Regions from separate parts of the Homo sapiens genome. Here region 2 is linked to region 1. A link is a loop called in an ENCODE intact Hi-C map of the cell type or tissue named here. Cell type or tissue: heart left ventricle. All regions are shown on one strand.

Region 1 (8,000 bases):
CTCCGCACAGCGCCCCCTCGGGGCAGCTGCAGGTTTATTATCACTGCTTCATTCGTGGAATATTGTTCAAGGGATCTGCAACCCTCAGGAACAAAGTAAAACCAGGTCAGGAACAAATCATTTAAATTACAATGGGGGTGCCGAGTAATTTCAAAAGATATTAAATATAACTACAAGTTGTGCACTCTTATTATGACCTACTCATCTCTATGAATCTCAAAAATATTTCGGCGGGAATGGTGGCTCATGCCTATAATCCCAACACTTTGGGAGGCAGAAGCAGAAAGATTGCTTGAGCCCAGGAGTTCAAGACCAGCCTCGGCAACAAGGTGAAACCCCGACTCTACAAAAAATACAAGAAATTAGCAGGGTGTGGTTTCCCACATTTGTAATCTCAGCTATCTGGTCGACTGATGTGAAAGGATTGCCTGAGCCCATGAGGTCGAAGCTGCCCTGAGCCGTGATGGCACCACAGCACTCCAGCCTGGATGACAAGGTAAGACCAAGTCTCTCTCTATACATACATTTTAAAATTAGCTTCGGTATTTTTGACTCTTTTTTTTTCTTACATTTAGTTGAGGGGAAAAACAAGCCAACAGCAAACTGCTTCTTTCTAATCATTGATTGGCAATAAAACCAAAGGAAAGAATCTAGCTTACCAGATGGCCATAAAACACGACCAGATATCATCTCCTCTTACTTTGTTTTGTTTTGTTATTTTATTGTACTTATTTTATTTTATTTATTTTTTGAGACCAAGTCTTGCTCTGTCGCCCGGGCTCTAGCGCAATGGTGTGATCTTAGTTCACTGCAATCTCCACCTCAGCAGGAGAGCAGGAATCTTCAGTGATCCACGGGCAGATCTGCCGCCATTGTGCCTTTGTGCGCACCTGTTCTTCCTGCGTCCTTTGTGTGGGTGCCTCTCCTTCCAGTATGTATTGCGCACCTCCCCCTCCCCACCCCCAAATTGCCAGCAGGTGACTTGCTTGCATACCTTGCCACGCTAATCCGTTAAGGTGCTAATCCGTTAAGGTGCTAATCCGTTAAGGTCGCTCTGTCACTCGCGCCCGTTCTTTGCATGCGCACCCACTCGCTCAGGTTTAAAAGGCGTGTTGCCCGGCAACAGAAGAAACTGCTCGCTTCTCCTTTGGCCGAGTTGGCAGCTCCACGAGGACGCTCAGAGCCCAGCTCTCGAAAGTTCGAGCATCTGACAGTTCCCCACTGTTCCCAGGAGCGGTTACCTGGGCACTCTGTGCCCCTCACTCCAGTTCCGGCCCAGGGGGTGAGGACCTGCCAGTAGGGCTCTGTTGCCTGGAGCCCACTCACCCCATCCCCCAGTTCACTTTGCTTGTGGGATCTCCCTGTTGCTCCTGCCCCTGGGTGGAGTGGCGGGCCATCCTACAAGTACCCAGACACTTGACATGAGTGGTGTGTCAAAACAACTCCAAGAAGGTTTTCCGTGATCTTGCAAGCCCTGTGTTCCTTCCTGGTGATCTTGCCTTCAATTTGATTGCACAGGTACCACAGCAAGCCAGCACTGTGTGCTTCGAATTCCAGGATATCTTGCAGCACAGCCAGTGCACTGAGCACAAGGACTCTCTGTGGGGCCCAGGAGCAAGGAGTCAACCCTTTGGAGCCCACAACACCCGGCTATCCCCAGACTCGTGTCCAGAGAAGATCGTGTTGAGGGCCCTGAAGGACAGCAGGGCAGGGATGCCTGAGCAGGACAAGGACCCCGGAGTCCAAGAGAATCCTGATGATCAGAGAAGGGTTCCCCAGGGCACCGGGGATGCACCGTCTGCATTTCGGCCCCTGTGGGACAATGGAGGCCTCTCTCCCTTCGTGTCCAGGCCTGGGCCTCTGGAGAGAGACCTCCATGCCCAGAGGTCAGAAGTCACATATAACCAGAGATCCCAGTCCTCCTGGATGAGCTCCTTCCCCAAACGAAATGCCTTCGTAAGCCCCTACAGTTCCATGGGGCAGGCTCAGCCTGTCTACCCAAAACCAACCCCATAGGTGAATCCTGCTGTTGGGAGGGGCTCAGCCTGTCCACCCAAATTCTGGGCTAGCAGAAACCTTCCAAATACATCCCCAGCTTATGCAAAAGATAAACACATCTCCACCTTAGGTGCATGCAGTACCTCTTGGACTTTCACTTAATCCCATCATGGACTTATTCTTTTGGCTGAAAGACTTACTACCGCTTTATAAAGAAAGTGGGTAATTGTGGTAATACAACATGAATGTAATTTCCTTTGTTCAGCAAAACCTTTTACTGAGCACTTATTATGTGGTAGGGGTTCTGATAGATCTGCCAAGGGCGTCGTTTCATATCATCCTTAGGTCACAGCTATGAAGAGAGTGTGAATGCAACCCTCATCTTCCAGGTGAGAAAATCAATGCTTAAAGAAGCTAAACAACTTGCTGGAAGTCACAGAGCTGGGCAGGGGCAGAGCTTCAGGTTTCAGTTATGTGGACTGGCAGGCTCGATGCTTCAGATTGCTACGGCGCTGGTCATCCGCACCCTTCCCATCTGTCCTGTTTTTCCTACTATCGTGCAATATGACGTGTTCTATCATTATCACCAGTGGATGGATGTCCTGTGCCAGCTGCACGTCTCTATTATAGCTTGTTATATGGACCTATTTTTTAAATTCCAGATCCCTTATTATGCTTTTTTTTTTTTTGAGACAGGGTCTGGCTCTGTTGCAGAGGCACAATCTTGGCTCACTGCAGCCTCTGCCTCCTAGGCTCAAGTCATCCTCCTACCTCAGCCTGCCAAGTAGCTGGCACTACAGGCATGCACCACCATGCCTGGCTAAGTTTTGTATTTTTGGTAGAGACAGGGTTTCGCCATGTTGCCCAGGCTGGTCTCGAACTTGTGAGCTCAAATGATCTGCCCACCTCGGCCTCCCAAAGTGCCGGGATTACAAGTGTGAGCCACCACACCCCACCTTATTATGCATTTCTTACAGGCAGTGAACATGTCTTTAAAAAACAGGCTGGGCACAGTGGCTCACACCTGTAATCCCAGCACTTTGTGAGGCCGAAGCAGGTCAATCACCTGAGGTCAGGAGTTTGAGACCAGCCTGGCCAACATGGTGAGACCCCGTCTCTACTAAAGATCCAAAAATTAGCTCGGCATGGTGGTTGCAGCCTGTAATCCCAGCTGCTTGGAAGGCTAAGACAAGAGAATCACTTGAATACAGGAGGCAGAGGTTGCAGTGAGCCAAGGTTTCACCACTGCACTCCAGCCTGGGCGAAAAGAGCAAAACTGTGTCAAAAAACAAAAAAAGGAAAATTGTGCTAAAATATACATGACATAAAACATATCATCTTGGACACTTTGAAGCGTACAGTTCAGCAGTGTGTAGGTTCACATTGCTGTGTTTCCTGTGCTTTTACAAACCAGGACACTTGCCCAGGACCCAGGTCCCTGGGGAGTTTCTGCATTTGGGGAACAACAAGCTCTGGTTCTCTGGTAACTTCTGGAAGGCGTTGCTTACCATGTGGAACTAGGAGCTGGGAAGCCAAGACCTGGCTGGGTTGGGGAGGCCGAGTGCTCACAGCCCTGGGCCTGGAACTGCCCCTTCTGAGGTCCCTTCAATGCCCGGGCCCTGGACATCCCTGGGGCCAGGAGCAGCACCCCAGTCTCCCTCCACTGGTTCAGGGCTGTTCAGAGACCGCTAACTTTGGGGCACCCAGGCCATGGGAGCCTCGGACTCCCACTCCAGCCTCCTTCCTTCCGCCTCAATTTCAGCTTCCTTGGCCCACATGTTGCCCGGCGTCCTGGCCACGAGACAACCCCCAACCCTGCCCTTCTATGAACAAAGTCCACTAATCACTGAACCCCTCTCCAGGCTGGGTCCTGCTGGGGAGTGCCATTTGCCCATGAGATGGGGGCACAGGTGGGACAGCTTCCCCCGCACATTGTACAGGAAGCCACAGCCCTCCTCCAGCCCTGCCCCAGGGCTGACTCACCCTTCCAAGACTGTGACAGAAACCAGGGCCACTTCACATCAGAAAGCCCTCGGGAAGGATGGTGGCCTGGGCCCTTGAGCTACAGCGCAGCCCTGGGGAGGGGCCAGGGGAGGCCACCCAGGCCTCTGGCTCTGACTCCTAGACAGGAGGGTCCCACATAGGCCACTCCCAGGCTGGCTGCCACCCACTTCCTGGCTGGATAGCACTGTCCTGCCGAGGACAGCACTCGGGCCACTCCCCAGTTCATCTGCAGGCCCACAATGGCCGGCTCACACTCCCAGGCCGCTTAAAATGCCAGAGGTTAAACATTAGCCGCCCAGTCTTTTATCCTGCAGCCCAGCTTGTGGCCCTGAGGGAGAGTGCCTACCGTCCCCAGCAGCTGTCACCTTCCTTATGATCAAAGCGGGAGGAGAGCGGCACCCTCGCACAGACCATCTCTGAAGCGAGGGGCAGACTCCAAGAGCTCCTCAGAGCCTGAGCTTTGGGTTTGCCATCGCGGGGTTTAATGCACAACCAGGGCTCTCTGAAAACCCTTGTAACGGGGATTTGTTATGGAAATCTTCACAGACTCTGGCCAATCCTGGAATATATTTTTTTAATTGGTTGATTTGCTTCGTTCAAAGCGCTTAGAATGGAAGATTTAGTTTGAGGAGGGGCAGGTTTGGGGGTAGGCTCAGCGGGCATAGTGGCCACAAGAAGATGCCCATCTCACACCTGGAGACGTCCATGAGCACCTCGAAGCTGGCCGTGTGGCTGCACTGGCGTACGACATGGGTCCGGTTCCTGGACAGGAGCTTGAAGCCCCGGGCAGACCACCCTCCCGTCCCACTGACACTGCGTAGAGAAGGGAGAAGAGGCAGGGGTGAGACGGTTCCCTCCGCCCATGTCTGTTGGGGGCAGTCTTTGCCCGGCCCTGGGGACTCCCAGGCCATCCTGGCCAAACCAAACAGCAGGTATAGTGAGTGCTGAAAGCCCGGCGCCCTCGCAGGCTGCTCCCCACCGTGTTCCTCACCGGCCCCCTGCACCGAACAGCCACCCAGCTGCAAGAGCAGCAGGCTCGCTGCCGCAGAGGCAGGACCATGGGAACAGTCTCCCTTCCCTTCTGTGTCTCTCTCATCAGGGCCTCCAAGGAGCACCCTCTGAAGTTCAAGTTCTACATGTCACCTAGCAGCAAAACTCAAACGGGGCCGTCTTGCGTCCACCACGTGCCCCGCTGCTGGAACCACCACCACCCCGGGTTCACACAGCTGCGATGCACTCCTCTGTCTCTTTCTGAGGGTAGATGCTTTCAGAAATAACATCTCGCCTTCCTCTGACACTTCCATCTTCAGGTGGCACAATGTTTTATGGGAATTGCCCAGAAGCCAGGGCCCCATTATGACTCCTGCCTCACTGATGGGAAGCCCCAAATAACAAGCTGTTACGAGGTGTGTCTCGGCTTCTGACAGGGCCCTGCCCTCCGCCAGACTGGGAAAATCACATAACCTCTCAGATCCTTAGTTTGCTAATCTGTAAATGGGATGTGAACGTTAATACATTTGCCACAAACTTTACAATCTGGAAATCATAGGTGCAACATAAAGCAGACAGCAGGTCATTAGAGCTGAAGCTAATTGCCGGAAAAAAGATGAATGCCCGGGACAGAGAGCTGGGCCTGACGTCCCTCGTGGTGAAAGGGGTTCCTTTCTTCTCTCTTTTATAAGCCAAGCGCCTCTTACATTCCAGGTACTGTGCTGGTTGCTTATGAACTAGAACTTGGAAAGCAAAGAAGCAGGAGAAGAATGAGGCTGGGCTGAACTGGCTCCTGGCGTGGGCTCACTCACCATAGCGCAGCCCCCAGGACAGCCCCCACTCATGGCTCTCCACTGTGCCCAGAGGAATTGTGATGGGGAGAGTGTTCCTGCTGCACGGGCGCCCCCAGATGCACAACGTTCAGCAGATTGAAGCCTGGGGGTGCTCACGCTCTTGACTCCCTGAGTCCGGCACAGTGTCTCCCCTTCCTGCCACTCCCTCCTGGTATGTGGAGAGAGAGCAGGTCTTCCCCTCCCAGATTGTGCTCCCATCCTTCCACCACACCCCAGTTCTAATGTTTTCTTCTAAACAGAGACAGCAAAAGTGAAAACAAACCAGCAGAGAAAAAGCAAGCTCCCTGTAAAGACAGAGCAACTCAAGTAAGTCCGCACCTCACATAAACCATGTAGCTAAAAAAGCAAAACCAAAGCACAAACACTACTGGCTCCCAGCAGATGAGAGCCACAGCATGGCTCTGAATCCACTATCTCATACATGGGTGAATCCACAGTCTCATGTGTGGGTGAGAATCATTAATTTTGCATTTTTCTAAGTACGAAACGCCTTTCCCTCACTTGAATGGATGCTAGAACGTAGACTCTCGTGCACCACCTCCTGCCTTCGCCACTCTGACGGTGCTTCTGAAACAGGCCAGATAAACAGTGCTGTGGCAAGGTGTGGCCTCTTGTGGGTAAAGCCAGACCCCAAAGCTGGGCTGTGTCGGCCTCTCGGGCAAGACTAAGGTCAGGGACCTTTGTCTGGTATGGGGACCCCCACACGTAGCTGGGAGTTCCCACTGTCAGCAGAAGGGCTCCTGGGCCCAGTCTCTGGGTTCTGCCTCCCATGTGTGACCAGAACAGGCCTCTGTCTTATCCAGCAGTGAACTGGGCACTACACTCGTGTTGGCCACTGCATCTCGGGAGTCCCACAAGTGAGAGGCCCCTTCCTGGGTGTCAGCCTTGAGGGATCTCTTTGTGCGCCTGCATGTCTGTGTCTCCACGTGCAGGTCTGCGCGCATCTGTTCACACAGGTCCACGCTCACCTGTGTGTGGGCCTGCATGTGCACACATCTGTGTCTCCACGTGCAGGTCCGCGTGCACCTGTGTGTGGGCCTGCGTGTGGGCCTGCGTGTGCGCACGTGTCTCCACGTGCAGCTCTGTGTGCGTCTGTGTGTGGGCCTGCGTGTGCGCATGTCTGTGTTTCCACGTGCAGGCCTGTGCGCGTCTGCGTGTGGGCATCTGGGGGGGCTCTGATGCACCCACAGAAGCAGAGCAGGAGGCTCACTGCCCCACAGGGGGCTGAAGGGGGAGACACAGACCACAAGAGACTGTCCCCGTGGGACGATCTGCCGCTGAGCCAACAACCCTGCGGGTTCTCTGTGTCTTGGCAAAGCCCTCACATGAAGATGCAGAACTCCCGGCATCACATTTACGCCAGGGAATGGTTCCAGAACACACAGACAGGCTTGGTTCGCTTCTCCATCTCCAGCAGGGTGAACTCCACCAGGACGGGCCTCTCCAGGGGTCTCGGAAGTGGAGCCCCCTCGCTGTACACCAGTGCGCTCACCATCGACGTATTAATGATGGGCCAGTGAGGCAGCCTGAGGTCAAGAAGCCAGAGCACAGGGACAAACATGATTAGGAAACATTTGCTTAATCCCATGCACAAATGCCCTGAGGACATGCCATGGATGTGTTTCTAGGGGAGACAGAATCACACTCCGAGAGCTTGGATCTGTGGGCCCCACGGCATCTTCATCCCCAGAGCAGGTTTCATCACTGACAGGGCACACAGGGAGATGTGTCACCTTTGGGTCAAATTAGGACTTCAGAAATTTAAAAAGAAAGAAGGCACAGGTGCAAAGATGTTACAGCCCATAATAGCTAATGGCAGAAACACAAGGAATGGCTTAAATGTCCAGCAAAAGACACCAAAATAATGACAGCTCATGGGGGTCAATCACCCAGTCACTGAGAACCACGTGAACATGAGGACCCCAGAGCCAGGGAAGTGGGAAATGGCAGGAGGACGAAGGGCGGATCCTCGGGCTGCTCCCACCAAGCAGGCCCCAAAGCTGCTTGTGGGACATTCATCCTTTCCAGCCAGGACTGGCTGAGCAGCCCTAACCCTGGGGCCAGCAGCAGGCACTACCCATGACAGCCTCGGGTCGGGTGTGTGGGGAGAGAATCGAGTCCCTCGGGGCACAAGATGGGGTGTATGCTTGGGAG
Region 2 (8,000 bases), 80 kb before region 1:
TCAGAGGTTTCTTAGCCCAGCTAAGAAAATGCCTAATCAAGAAAAAGCCACATTCAAAATACAGATTGAGTATCCCTTAACTGAAATGTTTGGGACCAGAAGTGTTTTGGATTTTGGATTTTTTTCTGATTTTGGAATATTTACATTATACTTACCAGTTGAACACTCCAGTGAGCATTTCCTTTGAGTACAACGTTGGCACTCAAGAGTTTTGGATTTTGGGCTGGGCTCATATCTGTCATCTCAGTGCTTTGGGAGTTCAAGGTGGGAGGATTACTTGATGCCAGGATTATAAGAGAATACTGTTAAGAATTGTACATTAACAAATTGCTTAACCTAAATGAAGCGGACACATTCCTAGAAACATACAACCTGCCAAGACTGAATCATGAGGAAATAGAAAATCTGAATAGGACTATAATTAATAAGGAGATTGAATCAGTAATCAAAAACCTCTCAACAAAGAAAAGTCCTGAACCACATGGCTTCACTGATGAATTCTCCAAACGTTTAAAGAAGAATTAACATCAGTCCTTCTCAAGTGAATTCATTCTGTGACTCTAACATGCCCTGATACCAAAGCCAGACAGTAATACTACTAGAAAATTACAGACCAATATCCTTTGTGAATATTGATACAAAATCCTCAACAAAATACTAGCAAAACCAAGTTAACCAAGTTTAGCAGTCTGTCAAAAGGCTTGGACCAAATGTAATGCAAGGATGTCTCAGCAAACTAAAATCAGTCAGTGGTCAAAGACTGAAAGCTTTTCCTCTAAGATCAGAGACAAGACAAGGATGTCTGCTTTCACCACTTATTCACCATAGTATTGAAGTTAATTGCCCACAGTAATTAATCAAGAAGAGAAAGCCATCAAAATTGGAAAGGGAGAAGTAAAGTTATCCCTGTTTGTATGTGTGACGACATGATTTTATATATAAAAACCTTAAAGATTTCACAGAAACATGGTTAGAACTAATAAATGAATTCAGCAAAATTGCAGGGCACAAAGTCAAAACACAAAATCAGTTGTATTTATATTTATGTACACTAACTCAGCTATCTGAAGAGGAAATTAAGAAAATAATTCCATTTACAGTAATAGTACAAAGAATAAAATACAGATATTCCTCAACTTATAACAGATTTATGTCTTAAACCTATTGTAAAGTCGAAAAATTTTTTAGTCAAACTATCATAAGTTGGGGGTCTGTCTGTACTAAAGAATATTCTTAAGTACACATGAAAGACTGAAAACACTGACAACTACAAAATGTTAAAAGAAATTAAAGAAGACACTGGGTGTGGTAGCTCACACCTGTAATCCCAGCATTTTGGGAGGCCAAGGCGGGTGGATCACTTGAGGTCAGGAGTTCAGGACCAGCCTGGCCAACATGGCAAAACCTTGTCTTGGTGAAAAATACAAAACTTAGCTGGGTGTGGTGAGGTGCACCTGTAGTCCCAGCTACTCAGGAGGCTGAGGCAGGAGAATTGCTTGAACCCAGAACGTGAAGATTGCAGTAAGCTGAGATCGCACCACTGCACTCCAGCCTGGGTGACAGAGTGAGACACTGTCTCAAAAAAAAAAAAAAGACAAAAATAAATTGAGAGATGTTCCATGCTCATGGACTGTAAAACGTAAGATGTGACTATTACCTAAAGCAATCTACAGATTCAATCCCTATTAAAATGCCAACAAGTTTTTTTTGCTGAAGTAGAAAAATTTATCCTAATGTTCATAGAATCTCAGCAGACTCCAAAGAGCCAGAACAGTCTTGAAAAAGAAGAAGAAATATGAAATCCTCATAATTCCTGACTTTAAACCTTATTACAAAGCTGCAGTAATCCAAACATTGTAGTATTGGTATAAAGACAGACATATAGACCAATGGAATAGAATACAGAGCCTTAGCAATAAGTCCTTGCATACAGTGGTCAAATTATTTTCCACAAGGATGCCATTACCATTCAGTGAGGGAAAAAGTGTCTTTTCAGAATGAATGGTGCTAGGAAAACTGGACATACAAATCAAAAGAATAAAGTTAGACCCTTAGCTAATGATATACAAAACTTAACCCAAAATGGATCAGGCTTAAATTTAAGACCTTAAACTATAAAATTCTTAGAAAAACATAATAAAGTCTTCGTGACACTGGATTTGGCAATGATTTCTTACATAAGACACTTAAATCACAGGCAACAAAAGAAACAATAGATAAATTAAGCTACGTCAAAATTTAAAACTTCTATTAATTAAAAGAAGCACTCAACAGAGTGAAAAGGCAGCCTACAGAATGGAAAACATTTGAAACTCATATCTGGTAAGGGTTAATATTTAAAATATAAAAAGAATTCCCACAGCTCAATAATAATAAATATCCTGGTTAAAAAATGTGCAAAGGACTGGGTGCGGCGGCTCACGCCTGTAATCACAGCACTTTGGGAGGCCGGCGGATCACAAGGTCAGGAGATCGAGACCATCCTGGCTAACACGGTGAAACCCCGTCTCTACTAAAAAACACAAAAAATTAGCCAGGTGTGGTGGCGGGCGCCTTAGTTCCAGCTACTCGGGAGGCTGAGGCAGGAGAATGGCATGAATCCTGGAGGTGGAGCTTGCAGTGAGCCGAGATCACACCACTGCACTCCAGACTGGGAGAGAGAGCGAGACTCCATCTCAAAAAAAAAAAAAAAAAAAAAAAATGTGCAAAGGACTTGAGTAGACATTTCTCCAAAGAAGATAAACAAATGACTGATAAGCACATTAATGATTAGAGAAATGCAAATCAAAACAGCAGTGAAATAGCTCACAGCCATTAGATGTTTGCTGTTGAACAGGAAATGACAAGTGTTGACGAGGATTTAGAAAAAGTGGAATCCCTCTGCGGTGTTGTTAGGAATGGGAACTGGTGCAGCTACTAAAACAGTATGACAGTGCCACCCAAATTAAAAGTAGAATTACCTGCCGGGCGCGGTGGCTCACGCCTGTAATCCCAGCACTTTGGGAGGCCGAGGCGGGCGGATCACTTGAGGTCAGGAGTTCTAGAGCAGCCTGGCCAACATGGTGAAACCCCGTCTCTACCAAAAATATAAAAAAAAATTAGCCGAGTATGGTGATGCATGCCTGTAATCCCAGCTACTTGGGAGGCTGAGGCAGGAGAATCACTTGAACCCAGGAGGCGAAAGTTGCAGTGAGCTGAGATCATGCCACTGCACTCCAGTCTGGGTGACAGGACAAGACTCCTTCCCCCCCAAAAAATAAAGTGAACTTTAAAAAATAAATAAAATAAAAATACAAAAATTAGCTGGGCGTCATGGCGCACGCCTGTTAATTTCAGCTACTGGGGAGACTGAGGCAGGAGAGTTGCTTGAGCCTGGGAGACGGAGGTTGCAGTGAGCTGAGATCATGCCACTGCACTCCAGCTTGGGCGACAGAGCAAGACTCTGTCTCAAAAAATAAAAGTAGAATTATCATACAACTTAGCAGTTCGACTCCAAAGAATTGGAAGCAGAGACTTGAAGAGAGATTTGTACACCCAAGTTCATAGCAGCATTACTCATAGTAGCCAAAAGGTGGAAGCAACCCAAGTGTCCATCACAGATGAATGGATCAACAACAAGGTAGTCTATCCATCCAGTGGAATATGGTTTACCTTAAAAAGGAAGGAATTCTGACACATGCTACAGCATGGATGGACTTTGAGGATATGCTCAGTGAAATAAGCCTGTCACAAAATAACAAATACTGTATGTTTCCATTTAGATGTGCTATCAAGATACTCAAATGCATAGATACAGGAAGTAGAATTGTGGTTGCCAGGGGCTGGGAGGAGAGAAAAATTGGGAGGTAATGTTTAATGGATACGGAGTTTGTTTGGTAAGATGAAAAGTTCTGGAGATGGATGGTGGTGATGGTTGTTATGGAACTAATGTGAAGGTACTTAATAATGCCACTTAACTGTACACTCTTTTTTTTTTTTTGAGACAGAGTCTTGCTCTGTGGCCCAGGCTGGAGTGCAGTGGCACGATCTCGGCTCACTGCAAGCTCTGCCTCCCGGGTTCACGCCATTGTCCTGCCTCAGCCTCCCAAGTAGCTGGGACTACAGGCGTCCACCACCACGCCCGGCTAATTTTCACCATGCCCGACTAATTTTTTGTATTTTTAGTAGAGATGGGGTTTCACTGTGTTAGCCAGGATGGTCTCGATCTCCTGACCTTGTGATCTGCCTGCCTCAGCCTCCCAAAGTGCTGGGATTACAGGCGTGAGCCACTGCACCCAGCCCAACTGTACACTCTTAAGTGGTTAAAAATGAGTTCAGAAAATCCAATATCTGATTAATACAAATTCCTTAAAAGAAAATAGAGGAGATGGGGGAGGAGGGAATTAGCAAAGAAGTTATATAAGAAAATTTCCCAGAAATGAAAGATTGTATCCTTGGATTGGAAGGGACTGGCACAATAATTTTAAAAAGGCCTGTATAAATTACCTCCTTGTGCAGCTGCAGCACGTTGGTAATGCAGAGGACATCAACCCCTGTAGCGGGAAACCTGGGTCACAATAAAAGGATCAGGAATCAGAGCAGTAGATGCCTCAGCGGCAGCTCCGATGTAAAAAAAAGGTGGGGCGGGGCATCCCAGATCTGTAGAGGAACTGATTTTGATTGTCTACTTCAAATTTTTAGTTTTATCTTTATTCAAGTTACTTATGCATACAATTTGAATATTCAAATGATTCTGTAAGTCTTTTTTTTAATAGCAAACCCTATGAACCCCTCTAATTTTCAAGGCAAACATTGTTTTAGCTGTTTCATTTGGTATTTATCTGTGTGTCTTTAAATTCCGTGGTTTTAGGCATTCTCTGCTGATTCTTCCCTAAGCCTGGTGGGTGAGTCTGGGCCCTGTGCTCTGTGAGGTCTTGCCTGCTTTCAGTGCTGCTCCTAGCTGGGCCATGCAGGAGCACTCCGTTTCCTTTTTGTTGGCACAACATTGTGTTTTCACTTTTTTTTTTTTTTTTTCATCTTGCTCTGTGGCCCAGGCTGGAGTGGAGTGGCGCGATCTCGGCTCACTGCAACCTCCTAGGCTCAATCGATTCTTCTGCCTCAGCCTCCTGAGTAGCCGGGATTACAGGTGCATGCCACCACACCCAGCTAATTTTTGTATTTTTTAGTAGAGACAGGGTTTCACCATGTTGGCCAGGCTAGTCTCGAACTCTTGACCTTAAGCGATCGCCTGCCTCGGTCTCCCAAAGTTCTGGGATTACAGACGTGAGCCACCGTGCCGAGCCATGTTTAATTTTTTAAGAAATTGCCAAGCCGTTTTCCAATTTGGTGTGAATCCTGTAGATTCATATATATCTTTTCTTTTTAAGTACCTAGAAGTCTCTTTCCTGATGTCCCCTCAGTTACAGATCTCTATCAGTCAGAGTTCTTTGGCCCCTCCTTTCCCAGACGCCCCTGGTGGTCCTCACCTGTCAGTGCTGCTGGGCCAGCTTCCCCGTTCACCATCAGTGTGGGAGAATCAGTCACTCTCACCTGTGTCTCCTTGCGTTGGAACCTCTGGTGTTTGGTTTTTATATCTTTCCTGTTTTGTTTTATTCCTTCATTTTAGTCGAGTACTGCCCCACTTATGTGGAAAAGGAACATAGGAGACAAAGGTTTGTGTTTCCTTGTTTGCATGTCTGAAGTGTCCTTATTTTACCTTTGCACATAAGTTTGGCTGGTTTTAGAATCATAAGCTAGAAATAAGTTTTTCCCATAATTTTGAAGGTTAAGCTTACTCCATTTTTACTCCAACACCAGTGTTGCTGGTGACATAATTTTTGATTCTTTGAACATAACTTGTTTTCTTCCTGGAAATTTTGCGTATCTTTTGAACCATTGCACTGCCTCCTCAGTGGGTCTTTTCATCTTAGACTCATGCCTTACAGCTTAGGGAAAGGGGTCACTTTCCTGTTCTCTGTTCTATTCTGTTTTCTTCTCTGTTCCCTTTTTCTGGAACTCTTTATTATTGGGAATTGGAGCTCTTGGATTGATTCCCAGTTTTCGTTTTCTCCTCTGCAGTTTTCCATCTCTTTGATTATTTTACTTTTAGTAGGTTTCTATAACTTCTGCCAAATCTTTTATGAGTTTTCATGTTTGCTGTCATGTATTCAGTTTTTTTTTGTGTGTGTGACAGGTCTCACTGTCACTCAGGCTGGAGTGCACTAGTGTGGTCATAGCTCATTGTAGCCTCAAACAGCTAGGCTCAAACAGTCCTCTTGTGTCATCCTCCTGAGTAGCTGGGACTATAGGCATATGCCACTATGCCCAGCTAATTATTTTTATTTTTATTTTTCATAGAGACAGGGTCTTGCTGTGTTGCCCAGGCTGGTCTCCAACTCCTGGCCTCAAGCAATCCTCCTGCCTCAGCCTCCCAAAGTGTTGGGATTACAGGTGTGAGCCACTGCACCTGGCCTCCTGTTCATTTGTACAAGATCATTTTCAGAGGCAAGTAATGATGGATAGTGTTGTCTGCATTTTCCTTTTTTTTAAAAAAAAATTTTATTTATTTATTTTTTAGACAGAGTCTTGCTCTGTTGCCAGGCTGGAATGCAGTGGTGCGATCTCCACTCACTGCAACCTCTGCCTCCCGGGTTCAAGTGATTCTCCTGCTTCAGCCTCCCGAGTAGTTGGGACTACAGGTGTGTGCCACCACGCCCAGCTAATTTTTTGCATTTTTATTAGAGACGGGGTTTCACCATGTTGGCCAGGATGGTCTTGATCTCTTTACCTTGTGATCTGCCCACCTCGGGCCTCCCAAAGTGCTGGGATTACAGGCGTGAGGCACCGTGCCCGGTCCATGCTCCTTCTTAATAGCACCCTTTTCTTGTTTCATGAGTACAGTAGAACCTCTCACTTTGAGGATGTTAATGGCCTGTTTTTGGTTTTAACTTTTTGTCTCTGTACTTGTTTCTTCTGTGCTATTTTCCTCTGTGGTTTGGGTCTCTGCCTCAGAGGTTTGGTGGTCCTTCCCTATCTGCTGTATGTGGCTGAGGGACTTGAAGTTCTGTGCACGTGGGCTTCCCTGGAGGGTGAACCAGCTGGATATGTTTCGTTGGGAATCTCCTCCTGTTGGGGACTTTCTTCTTGACCTGGTCAGATTTTTTCCATAAAGGACCATTTCCTATCTGCCTGGAGCCTGGGGTTCTGAGAGCTTAGTGGAAGAAAAATGGCGATGGGGAATCTGTCCTCTCTTCCCTGAGTAAAGAACCCTGATTTTCAGCTGAACTGGTGTCCCCTAACCCAGACACCACCTGTTTTATCTTCTTACCAGTTAACTCTTGATTTGTTTACTGCTTGAGTTGTGGGAGGAATCTGGGTGTGTCCACCTGCCTTGTCCCTGCGCCCACCTTTTAATATGAATAATTTCAGATCTATAAAAAACTCATAATCATAGTGCAATAAACACTCCTGCAGCCTTTACCCGGGTTCACCAGCTGATAGTGTCCTGCCGCACCTTTACCCGGGTTCACCTGCCGCAGTTGCTCTTTGTGTTTTTCTTCTGAACCCTTTGAGAGGTTACAGATATTATGATATTCTACCCCTAAATACTATGATCAAAAAATAAGAACAATCCTCTACAGAAGCCTTTTCACATGCAAGAAATTTACTGTAGTACTATTCTGTGTAATCCATATTCAGATTCTTTTCATTATCCCCAGAACATCCTTTACAGGTTTCTTTCCCCTTTTAATTCAAGATTTATTCAAGGATTAATGTAAGTATGTTATTGCCGTATTGCTTTGTTCTTTAATCTAGAAGTATTCCCAGCCCTCTTTTGCAGGGGGCTTTGGGCGTCTTTCATGACATTGCCATATTTGAAGAGTCCAGGTCAGTTCTGTAGAATGGCGTTCAATTTGGACTTGTCTCTTTCTTCAGGATTAGCTTCAGGTGAGACTTTTTTTTTTTAGGTAGCAATACTATGTAAGTCATAAATTATCAAATCACGAGGCCCAAGGTCATTT

What was found. A loop is a pair of places that touch in the nucleus more often than their neighbours do. Peaks named below come from ENCODE experiments on the same cell type or tissue, not always from the same donor. Only the 100,000 strongest peaks of a DNase experiment are listed, where the experiment ranks them.
Region 2: it touches region 1 in a loop (2.6-fold over the local background); 2 of 110 quality-filtered maps call a loop at or near these places.

Annotation. Positions count from the first base shown.
Region 1 is chr22:18,991,189-18,999,188 of GRCh38, reverse strand. DGCR5 (DiGeorge syndrome critical region gene 5) reads right to left here. Exons shown (of 6, transcript NR_110533.2): 4 at 7,172-7,372. Among named protein-coding and RNA genes, the nearest start is that of DGCR5, 25 kb to the right of the region's middle. RefSeq lists a silencer at 956-1,124. In heart left ventricle, no CTCF peak of the experiment used is centred here; DNase peaks (open chromatin) are centred at 4,158 and 4,995; H3K27me3 peaks cover 4,187 bases.
Region 2 is chr22:19,071,426-19,079,425 of GRCh38, reverse strand. All of the region lies in intron 2 of DGCR2 (DiGeorge syndrome critical region gene 2), which reads left to right. Among named protein-coding and RNA genes, the nearest start is that of DGCR11, 27 kb to the right of the region's middle. In heart left ventricle, no CTCF peak of the experiment used is centred here; no DNase peak of the experiment used is centred here.